Regions from separate parts of the Homo sapiens genome. Here region 1 is linked to region 2. A link is an interaction called in ENCODE POLR2A ChIA-PET data of the cell type or tissue named here. Cell type or tissue: Panc1. All regions are shown on one strand. Links, peaks and the distances in the headings refer to the core of each region. The heading gives the core; the rest is flanking DNA. Region 1 holds the start of HID1 (HID1 domain containing). Region 2 holds the start of FADS6 (fatty acid desaturase 6).

Region 1 (5,368 bases), core at 148-5,147, 77 kb before region 2:
GCTCCTGCTTGTAATCCCGATGCTTTGGGAGGCCCAGGCAGGAGGGTCGCTTGAGCTCAGGAGTTTGAGACCGCCTGGGCCACATGGCAAAACCCCATCCGTATAAAAAATACAAAATTAGCCGGGCGTCATGGTGTGCACCTGTAATGCCAGCTACTTGGGAGGCTGAGGTGGGAGGATTGCTTGAGCCTTGGAGGTAGAGGGTGCAATGAGCTGTGATCATGCCACTGCACAGTCTGAATGACAGAGGGAGACCCTGTCTCAAAAAACTAAAAATAAATAAAGAAATAAACTGTTAGCATGTTGCCAGCTTTTGAAAGTCATTGTGCTAGCCATGTAGTGTTATCTTACTGTGGTTTCAATTTGCATTTCCCTAATGATTATGATTGAGAGTTTTTAATGTCACTCTGGCCTGGAATGCGGTTGAGTGATTTGTAGAATAGACTGGATTTTTTTTAATGCCAAATAAAGGAACTATTCATTCATTATCTTGGAATGATTAGAAAAGCCATGAAACCTGCCAAGGATTTTGCCCAGGGCGGGGAAAACCCACCTCCGGAGAAAGGCTAGAGCTACCCTATCATTGCCCTGTGGAGTTTGTTTGTTCCGTGAAATGGCGACACCCTTCGCACTCCTCTTTCCCTCCACACCCGCTCCACCCTGCCACACTTTTGCTCCCAGATGGCGTGCCCCTCATTTTTCACCTGTAGAATTCCTCTTTAAGTGAATGTCACATCCTTTTGAAGCATCTAGGGGCCAGGCATGGTGGCTTACATCTGTAATCCCAGCACTTCGGGAGGCTGAGGTGGGAGGATCCCTTGAGGCCAGGAGTTGGGGATTAGCTTGGGCAATGTAGCAAGATCCTGTCTATACAAAAAATGAAAAAAAAAATTAGCTGGGCATGGTGGTGTGCACCTGTAGTCCTAACTACTCAGCAGGCTGAGGCAGGAGGATTGCTTGAGTCCCAGCATTCGAGGCTGCAATGAGCTATGATTGCACCACTGCACTCCAGCATGGGCAACAGAGTGAAACCTCGTCTGCAAAATGCATGCATGCATGCATGAATGAATGAATGAATAAATAAATAAATAATAGGGCTGGGCATGGTGGCTCACACCTGTAATCCCAGCACTTTGGGAGGCTGAGGCAGGCGGATCATTTGAGGTCAGGAGTTCAAGACCAGCCTGGACAACATGGTGAAACTCTATCTCTACTAAAAACAAAAAAAAATTAGCTGGGGGTGGTGGCGGGCCCCTGTAGACCCAGCTACTCGGGCGGCTGAGGCAAGAGAATTGCTTGAACCCAGGAGGTGGAGTTTGCAGTGAGCTGAGATTGTGCCACTGCACTCCAGCCTGGGTGGGCGACAGAGCGAAACTCCATCTCAAAAAATAAAAAATAAAAAAGCATCCAAGATTTCCAGAAGCTTCCAGACATAGCTTGCAAAATGATGTTGTGGAAAAAGCGCAGCCTCATTTGGATGAGCTCCTTACTACCTGTGTGGCTTTGGGCAAGTAATTGCTTTAAGCCTCATTTTCCCCAAGTGTAAAATGGGGATAAAATAATACCTCAGAGGTAGCTATTAGAGATATCGTCATTGTCGTCTTGTTTTGATTCCCCCCCCCCCCCCGAGATGGAGTCTTGCTCTGTCGCCCAGGCTGGAGTGCAGTGGCGTGATCTCGGCTCACTGCAACCTTTGCCTCCCAGGTTTAAGCAATTCTGCTACTTCAGCCTCCAGAGTAGCTGGGATTACAGGCGTGCGCCACTAAGCCCAGCTAATTTTTGTATTTTTAGTAGAGACGGGGTTTCACCATGTTGGCCAGGCTGGTCTCGAACTCCTGACCTCGTGATCCGCCTGCCTCGGCCTCCCAAAGTGTTGGGATTACAGGCGTTAGCCACCGCACCCGGCCTTGTTTTGATGATTAATCTGCCTCTATTACAGGCTTATTTGGCTGTACCCTGGCCGCTTCTTTCCTTATCCCTCTCCCTAGCTGCTCGCCATAAAGAGCAGGCTGTACTACTTATGTCCGCTGTGTCCGTCCATGACACAGAGTTGGCAAATACCAGACCCTCAGCACATTTGTTGAAATGGATGAATCTCAAAGGATTCTCTGGGAATCTGGTGGCTAGAGAGGGGTCGGGACCGCGAGGGACTCTCGCGCTCAGCAAGGCGAGGAGCTGCTTTCCTGGAGTATGGAAACTGAGTCAGCGCCTCCCTCCCTCATAACCAAGGGCCTGCGGGACTGTCTGAACACGTGGGTTTGACAGGTCAGAAAAAGGGAGAACCAAGAGAGTGGATGCTCAGAAAACATGAATGGGAAAGACAGACTGAGAAGGAGGAAAGTGGGATGGAGAGGGCCAGCTGAGACGTGGGCCAGGAGCCGGAGCGGAGATGAAGGGTGAGGACCGGGGCGGGGGACGAGCTGCGAGGAGGGTTTTGGGCCCTGGGGACTGCGTGGTAGCAGCGGAGGCGGGTACAATGCTCCGACGCAGAAGGAAGAGCGTCGAGGCTCCGGGTGGGACCTGAGAAGGCACCCGGCGTGCGGCGGCGCTGGGTTGGAACCGCCGACTCCGCGGGTCTTCGGCGGCGGGCGCTGCAGGTGCAGGAGGCGGAGCCACGCGGGGGCGGGGCCTGTCGGGGCGGGGCCGACGAGGGCCGGGGGCGGGGCGCGCCGCTTGTCTCCTGCGAGAGCCGCGGGGGCCGCGGAGCTGGAGCCGGAGCTGAAGCCGGAGCCGGGTTGGAGTCTGGGCGGGGGCCGGGCCGGAGCGGGCTCCAGAGACATGGGGTCGACCGACTCCAAGCTGAACTTCCGGAAGGCGGTGATCCAGCTCACCACCAAGACGCAGGTGCGCCACGGGGGCCCCGGCGTCCCCATCCACCTGCCGGGCTGGGGGCTGGGCAGGGCCGGGGGTACGCGAACTTGGCTCGTCGGGAGATGGGGGGACGGGCGGGCCCCGAGCGTAACGCCAAGGCCAGCGCCGGAACGGGACCCCGCGGCCTGTACCTGGAAGCTCCATCCCCTGGCCCTAGTCCCCCACCCTCAGCCTCCTCTCCTGGGAACACCCCTCTCCCCGAAGCCGCTGCTGCCACCTTAGGCTGACGTGTGCCTACTCCCCGAGCCGGCGACACAGCTGTCCGCCCCCTGTCCCGCCCCGCGGCGTCCCCAGCTTCGCATCTCCAGCCTCCCGCCGCCCCCACCCACCCATCCACCGTCCGCTCCCCTCCCTGCCCCTCATTGCCCGCGGGTCCCGGACGCACAGTCCCTGTTGACTCAATGCAAACAAAGCCTGGCTGGCGTCCGCCCGGGTCGGAGAAACAGCTGGTGTGCGCGGCAGCGGCCTCGCTGGGCCCTGGTCGATGCCCGTGGGCAGGGAAGGCCCAGGTCTTCCTGGGAACACGCAAAGAGTGGCGGGCAGCGAGGCAGCCTGGTGGGGGGCCCTGTCCCCAGGCCTACTGAGCACAGCCTCCCAGCTGGGGACCTCTCCAGGGGCCTTCCCCGAGGCCCTGCAAGGGAAAGGCTGTTAGCCTGTGTGCTCTGTTCTCTGGCTCAGGGATGGGGACCCGCAGGATGGCCCTCAGTCAGCTGGTGAGGGGCCTAAGGACCCTCCAGCCTAGTCCATGCTCATAACTCTCCTGTGAGTCCACAAGTGGCCCAATAGCCACCTCCTTATACCACCTGGCCCCAGCAAGACTGCTTCTCTGCCCACCCCTTCTCTCCTGGCTTTTTGAATCAGGCCACCGTGGCCACAGAGATGCTCGGCCCTGACTCCCCATGTCCCCCATTTTCAGGGGACACAGGACCTGCTGCCATCTGGGATCTTCCTCTTTCCTGGCCCCCCCACCTCCTGCTCTCCAGGGCTCTCTCTTGCTGCTGGAGGTTAGAGTGGGATGGAGGAAGCCAGCTCCCACAGCCAGCTGGTCACAGCTCCAGGGGCCAGACCTTGCTCCCTCACCCCTTTCCCCACCCTGGAAGGGTCAAATGTGCAGCAAATGCCCAGGGCCTCTGGAGAGTCCAACCCCGGCTGAAAGGCTCTTGATAGAAACCAGACCGCACTTCTCTCCATTCCCTACGGCTCCTGGGTCGTTCTGGAGCTTGGCTTTTTTAGGATGGGGTTTTCGTTCTGTGGGTGGCAGGGAAGGTGGCAAGTGGGCTAGCCCCTCAGTGTAGGGCTGCAGGGAGAGGAGTGGGGAGGCAGGGAGGAAGGGAGGCTCCCATGTTTACCTGCCTGGGGAAGAAACTCCTTGTTGGAGGATTGCACTGTGGGCTCGGCAGCTGGGGTCCTTTGCCAGGCCAGTGGGGCCAGCTCAGCAGAGTACCAAAGGCTCTGGAGTGGCCTAGATTCCTACCTGCTCAGGCCTTTTCCCCAAAATACTGTGTCCCTCTGTCTTTCCCTGGCTACAGCCCTATGATGGGCCACTTGAGATGGTGCTGTTCTGTTTCCCAGCTGAGTAGGCTTGGAATAGAACCTGGATAGGCTGGAGATCAGACCAGCCTTCTGGAGAGCACTGGGTCCTGTAGGCGGACGGGGGCCTGGGCTGCCCGGGGGGAGAGGCCTTCAGAGGCTGAAGCCTTGGACTCTGTGTAAGTGACCTGACTTGGGTAGCTTGGGTGTGAGGATCAGAACCCAGATGATCATCACTGACCTTACCACTTGGAGTCCCCAAGGAGATTCAGGCCAGTTGTCCATAGGATGATATGTGGTTCCAGGCTCTTACAGGGTGTGGCTTGGGCAGTAGACAGGCAGAACTAGCCCCTTTTCCTGTGGCCTGGGCCTGTATCCCTGCTGCTCCACCTTCCTCGCCTTCCTGCCCTGCATCCTGTTTTCTTCCTGCCCCATGGTCCAGTCCTGGGTCAGGCCTGACCCTGGTCCTAAGAGCCAGCCGCTTTGGCTGTGTTTCCTGGTGCTTCCTCATAGTAGGTGGGGCTCTGGAGGGAGACAGTCCCAGACCTGGAACCCTCTCCCAGATCCTGCCTGTTTGGAATTCTCTGCTGCAGGCCAGATGAACCTGGCGGGTGCATATTTACATGTGTATACATGTATGTGCATGGGAATGCATGGTGACACAGTCCTCTAGAGCAGGCTTAGCAGGCTTGAGGACTAGGGGACCTTCCCCCTGCACACCCTGAGAGTCAAAAGATACAACTGCTCCCCCAGGTCTGAGTGGGGGTCTAGTCCGAGCAGGGGCCTGGAAAAGCTGGGTTAAGAATATCTGATTTTGGGCCGGGTGTGGTGGCTCATGCCTGTAATCCCAGCACTTTGGGAGGCTGAGGTGGGAGGATCACCTGAGGTCAGGAGTTCGAGACCAGCCTGAGCGACATGGAGAAACCTCGTCTCTACTAAAAATACAAAAATTAGCCAGGCGTGGTGG
Region 2 (5,334 bases), core at 335-5,334:
TCTCAGCACTTTGGGAGGCCGAGGTGGGCAAATCATTTGAGGTCAGGAGTTTGAGGCCAGCCTGGCCATCATGGTGAAATCCCATCTCTAATAGAAATACAAAAAAGTTAGCTGGGTGTGGTGGCACATGCCTGTAATCCCAGCTGCTGAGGGAGGCTGAGGCAGGAGAATCACTTGAACCTGGGAGATGGAGGTTGCAGTGAGCCGAGATTGCACCACTGCACTCCAGCCTGGGTGACAGAATGAGCCTCCATCTCAAAATAAATAAAGAAAATAAAGAAAAGTGATTACCATTTGAAAATATAAAATTGTTGTAATTAAAATATAACACCTAGACAGGAAAATGCACATACTCTAACAGTATAGCATGATGAAGTGTTACAAACTGAACACTCAAGGGTAACTAGAACCCAGTTTAAGAAACAAAACATTTATCAGCCTCTGGAGAACCCCCTCATGCCCCCTTCTAGTCACTATCCCTAATCAGTTAAAGCCATCCTAACTTCTAATGCCATAGATTCATTTTGTCTGTTTTTGAACTTTATACACATGGGATCATCTGATCGGTGTTTTGTGTCTGGTTTCCATTTGTTCGGCATTGGATTTGGGCTGTGTGGTAATCCCCCCATCGCCGTTTATTGATTTATTCCACTGCTGGCAGAAAATTGCATTGTGCCCAGTTGTTATCTTTTGAGTAGTGCTGCTATGAATATTTGTGTATGTTTCTTTGCTTTTCTGTTGAGTATATATCTAGGATATGCATGTGTTCAACTTAAATAAAACTCTTTTCTTTTTTCTTTTCTTTTTTTTTTTTTTTGAAACGGAGTCTCACTCTGGCACCCAGGCTGGAGTACAGTGGTGCGATCTCAGCTCACTGCAACCTCCACCTCCCGGGTTCAAGCGATTCTCCTGCCTCAGCCTCCAGAGTAGCCGGGATTACAGGCACATGCCACCATACCCAGCTAATTTTTGTATTGTTAGTAGAGATGGGGTTTCCCCATGTTGGCCAGGTTGGTCTTGAACTCCTGACCTCAGGTGATCTGCTTGCCTCGGCCTCCCAAAGTGCTGGGATTACGGGCGTGAGCCACCATGCCCAGCCTTCCTTGTCTATTTAATTTTGGCCATTCTAGTGGGTCTGCAGGGTTATCTTATTGGTGTTCAAATTAGCATTTCCCTAAAAACTAATGATGGGGAGCATCTTTTCACATGCTTCTTGGCCATTTGCATATCTTCTTTGGTAAACTGTCTATTCAATTCTTCCTTATTTTGTTACCCCCATCATCATTTCCACAGTCCCTCCCTCTGCTATCTGCACCCTTAGCACCTTTATGTTTGGGGGACTGGAACGTCTCTAAACTGGTCCCCCTCACTCCGGTCCCCCTCACTCCAGTGGCTACTCCATTGTGCCAGACAAACCTTCCTGAACACAGCATTGCACAAGTCACTCCACTGCCCTGAAACTTCCTATGGCTCCCATGCCTGTGAGGACAAACCTCAGCTTCTCAGTCTGCCTTTGTGGCACTCCAGCCCGTGGTCCCAGCCTTTCTTTCCTGCCTTCCCTTGCCTTTCCCACCAATCTCTCAAACTCTACTCCTGGCCCATGCCTTGAGGACCCAGAATACTTGGTTCTCTTCCTTCTCTCTGAGGTTTAAGTAGTCTGTTTGCTGTTATTGTCATTGTTGTTTTAAGACAAGGTCTTGCTCTGTCGTGCAGGCTGGAATGCAATCATCGCTCACTGCAGCCTCCAACTCCTGGGCTCAAGCGATCCTTGAACCTCAGCCTTCCAGAGTGTTGGGATTATAGTTGTGAGCCACCATGCTAAGTCTGTTCTAAATCAAGTCTGCCTCTCTCTTGGGAGGCTACCAGCCAGCCCTACCCCACAGGGATCCCTGTTCCTCTGAGCTCCTCTGAAACATGTTCTTTCCTCTGGCGCTCAGCATTTACCTCTGTCCAGTACCACTTGGATGTCCAGGAGGGAGCCAGGGCCTGGAGAGGAGCTTCTTGGTGCCAGGAAGTTCCTGGCATATATGATAAAAATGATAACATCTCCTTATAAGCTTAAAATATGGGATATTAATATCACATATGCTTTTACAAATTATACATATCCCCTCCTTGAAAATTGTAGTATGCTAGAGAGGGAGGGATTTGACGGTAGAGTGGGAAAGGGAGGGAGGAGGGCGACTCTTCCTTATCTGTCTTAAGAATCTCTTAAGATGGTGGCTCATGCCTATAATCTCAGCACTTTGGGAAGCCGAGGCGGGTGGATCACGAGGTCAGGATATTGAGACCATCCTGGCTGACATAGTGAAACCCTGTCTCTACTAAAAATACAAAAATTAGCTGGGTGTGGTGGTGCGTGCCTGTAATCCCAGCTACTCGGGAGGCTGAGGCAGGAGAATCACTTGAACCAGGGAGTTGGAGGTTGCAGTGAGTGGAGATCGCGCCACTGCACTCCAGCCTAGTGATAGAGCGAGGCTCTGTCTCAAAAAAAAAAAAAAAAGAAAATCTCTCATGGAAACCATTGCATTTGGAGAAGCTCCTGGATTCAGCTCTAATTCTGCCATTTACTAACTGTGGAGTGCTGGGCGGATCAGTTCATCTCTTGGGGCCTCCGTTGATTAAATGAAGATGAGGCCATCCTATTTTTTTTTTTTTTTTTGTAGATGGAGTTTTGCTCTTGTCCCCCAAGCTGGAGTGCAATGGTGCGAACTTGGCTCACTGCAACCTCTGCCTCCTGGTTTCAAGCGAGTCTTCTGCCTCAGTCTCCCGAATAGCTTGTATTACAGGCTCCTGCCACCACGTCCAGCTAATTTTTGTATTTTCAGTAGAGCCGGGGTTTCACCATGTTGGCCAGGCAGGTCTCGAACTCCTGACCTCAAGTGATCTGCCTGTCTTGGCCTCCCAAAGTGCTGGGATTACAGGTGTGAGCCACCGCGCCTGGCCTTAGATGATGCCATCCTTGAGGGATGTGGGGAATCCACAAAACCTCATCAGTATGTGAAAGTCAATGATAACCTGCGGGGCAGGTATATGCGCACGTGCACTTGGTGAGAATTGGTTTATTAAATTGTCAGTCCCTTAGAATACTGAGCTGGTAAATAAATCTTATTCTTTGATAAAGAATTAAAGGAATAAGCTCATACGAATTCATGATTAGCCAGGCTTAGTGGTCCCCGTGTGTGCCTGTAGTCCCAAGCTACTCAGGAGGCTGAGGGGGAGGATCACTTGAGCCTAGGAAATCGAGGCTGCAGTGAGCTGTGATTGTGCCACTGCACTCCAGCCTGAGTGATAGAGCGAGACCCTGTTTCTAAACAAAGAGAGAAAAAAAAGAATTCCTGAAGGAAAACACCAGGAAGGAGTCAAAAGGAATCAATGTCATTAGGATCCCTGACTGTCTCTCCCTTACCCCACCCACCCAACTTCTCTTTCCTAGGGGTCTCCTGCTAAAGATGCCACTGTCCTCACCATACCAGATCCCTTAAGTCATGAAACTGGGAGTAAGTAAAACAAAAAAGAAAAGAGAAAGGGTATTCAGAAGCAGGGAAGAGGAGTTTGTAGAGGACAGAGGCTTATCCCCTGAGGACCAAGGCCATCTCCAGCAGTGCGGGGTGGGGGCCTGGGCTGATGGGAAGGGGATGTGACAGGTGTGGCTCCCACATCTCAGAGGGCTTGGCTGAGGCCCTGGCCCTGGGTTCAGGCCTGGGCGCTCTTGAGGGAGTGGAATGGCAGCGGGACCCGGCTGGTCTGCCTGCCCACCCAGAATGATGACCTCCGGATGTGTATTCCCTGTAGCTACCCGTCTCACCCAAAACATTATTGGGCTGAAGAGCCAGCTCCCCTGGGTCACCTCTGCTGAAGCCATACTCAGAGGGGACCTCTCACTCCTTGACCCACGGGGAGGGGGAGTGGGGAGTCCTTGAACTTTCTGCCCTAGGAATTCCCAGATGTTTCTGTGCCAAGCATTGCCCTAGGTACTGAAGACAGAGCTTGGGCAAAACGAGGACGTCTCTACGGCACTGAGGGTCCGTCTGTTGGCAGAGACAGACGACAGCATGTGTCATGTGTGTCACGTACGAGGGGAGCTGCTCAGTGCCACTACGAATAGTCAGGGTCGAGGGAAGAGAATGCTCGGACAGATCTCAGGGACCGAGGGAACTCAGGGAGTTATTTGAGGTCGGAGGTCAGGGAAGGCCCTCGGGGCGGGGCGGGGGTGGGGGGTGTCTCCACTGGGGTCTCCGTGCCCCTGACGCCTCCGTCCCTACTACCTGGGCTGGGTCTCACCGCAGGGTCGCCTCCCCGCCTAGCCACTCTCAGCTCATCGGCCTGGCTCCTCCCTCCGCGGCGGTTCTGATGCCGCCTGCCAGGGTCGCGCGCCTGAGCCGGGCCTGGGTCGCCAGCGCCCGCAGCAGAGGAGCCAGGGTGTCTCGCACCTTGACCCCGGGGGCGGGTGTCCCCAGGCGGCGCGTGACTCCGCCCCGGCCCGCCCCGCCTCGCCTGCACCGCAGACACACGCCCCAGTCCTCCAGTCCTCCGTGCGCGTCGGGCCCGAGCCCACAGAGTCCATGGAACCCACGGAGCCGATGGAACCTACGGAGCCCATGGAACCTACGGAGCCCATGGAACCTACGGAGCCCATGGAACCTACGGAGCCCATGGAACCGGCGCGGAGCGCGCACCGTGGGGGCGAGGCGCTGCTGCGGGAGCTGGAGGTGCTGGTGCAGGACGTGGTGAGGACGAGCTCCTGGTGGGAGCGCCACGGCGTGGACTGCGCCATCCTCGCGCTCAGCCTCTTCGCCTTGCCGGCAGGTGAGGAACGCGGGGACCCGGCGTCCCGGCCGGGCTGCGGGTGGGGGCGGGGTGCGGCGGAGGTGGCGGCGCGGGGTCTGCAACAGCAGCCGTGGGAGTGCAGCCTGCGGAGTGGACTGGCGGCGGCAGGGAGGCGGAGGTGGTCGGGGCCCCGCACCCAAGGATGGAGGGTCACACCCCGAACCTGAGAGTCTGGACTGGGGTGTTCTGCCCTGTGTACCCTAGGAGGGGGCGCAGGAGGGTGGTGGAAGGGAAAGTTGAGAGGAGCGGGGGAGTGGCCGGGAGTGATGAGGTGCCCCCCCACCCCCGGGAAGGGAGACGGTGTTCTTTGGGGACCTAGGTGAGTGGGGAGGGGGTGGGAGTTTCCCCTGGACCCTTCCTGGTCTGGAACACCCATGGTACCTGAGGCCCCAACATTGCTTTGGCTGGGGGCCCAGGACCACGCACTGGAGAGTCAGGACCAGGCACGGGAGAGTCAGGACCGCTGGAGGGGCAGTCCTGGTTCCCCTCAGGCCACAGTGGGAC

The links. Peaks named below come from ENCODE experiments on the same cell type or tissue, not always from the same donor. Only the 100,000 strongest peaks of a DNase experiment are listed, where the experiment ranks them.
Region 1: POLR2A ChIA-PET joins it to region 2 with 10 read pairs; 6 of 35 experiments call an interaction of 5 or more read pairs at or near these places.

What each region holds. Positions count from the first base shown.
Region 1 is chr17:74,970,067-74,975,434 of GRCh38, reverse strand. It overlaps HID1 (HID1 domain containing), which reads left to right and starts at 2,676. Exons shown (of 19, transcript NM_030630.3): 1 at 2,676-2,844. The coding sequence starts at 2,779. HID1-AS1 (HID1 antisense RNA 1) reads right to left here and starts at 4,746. Exons shown (of 3, transcript NR_110878.1): 1 at 4,643-4,746; 2 at 705-867; 3 at 1-269. RefSeq lists a silencer at 2,612-2,721. In Panc1, for the core only: no CTCF peak of the experiment used is centred there; no DNase peak of the experiment used is centred there; H3K4me3 peaks cover 1,681 bases.
Region 2 is chr17:74,892,827-74,898,160 of GRCh38, reverse strand. FADS6 (fatty acid desaturase 6) reads left to right here and starts at 4,528. Exons shown (of 6, transcript NM_178128.6): 1 at 4,528-4,809. The coding sequence starts at 4,566. In Panc1, for the core only: no CTCF peak of the experiment used is centred there; no DNase peak of the experiment used is centred there; H3K4me3 peaks cover 834 bases; H3K27me3 peaks cover 1,161 bases.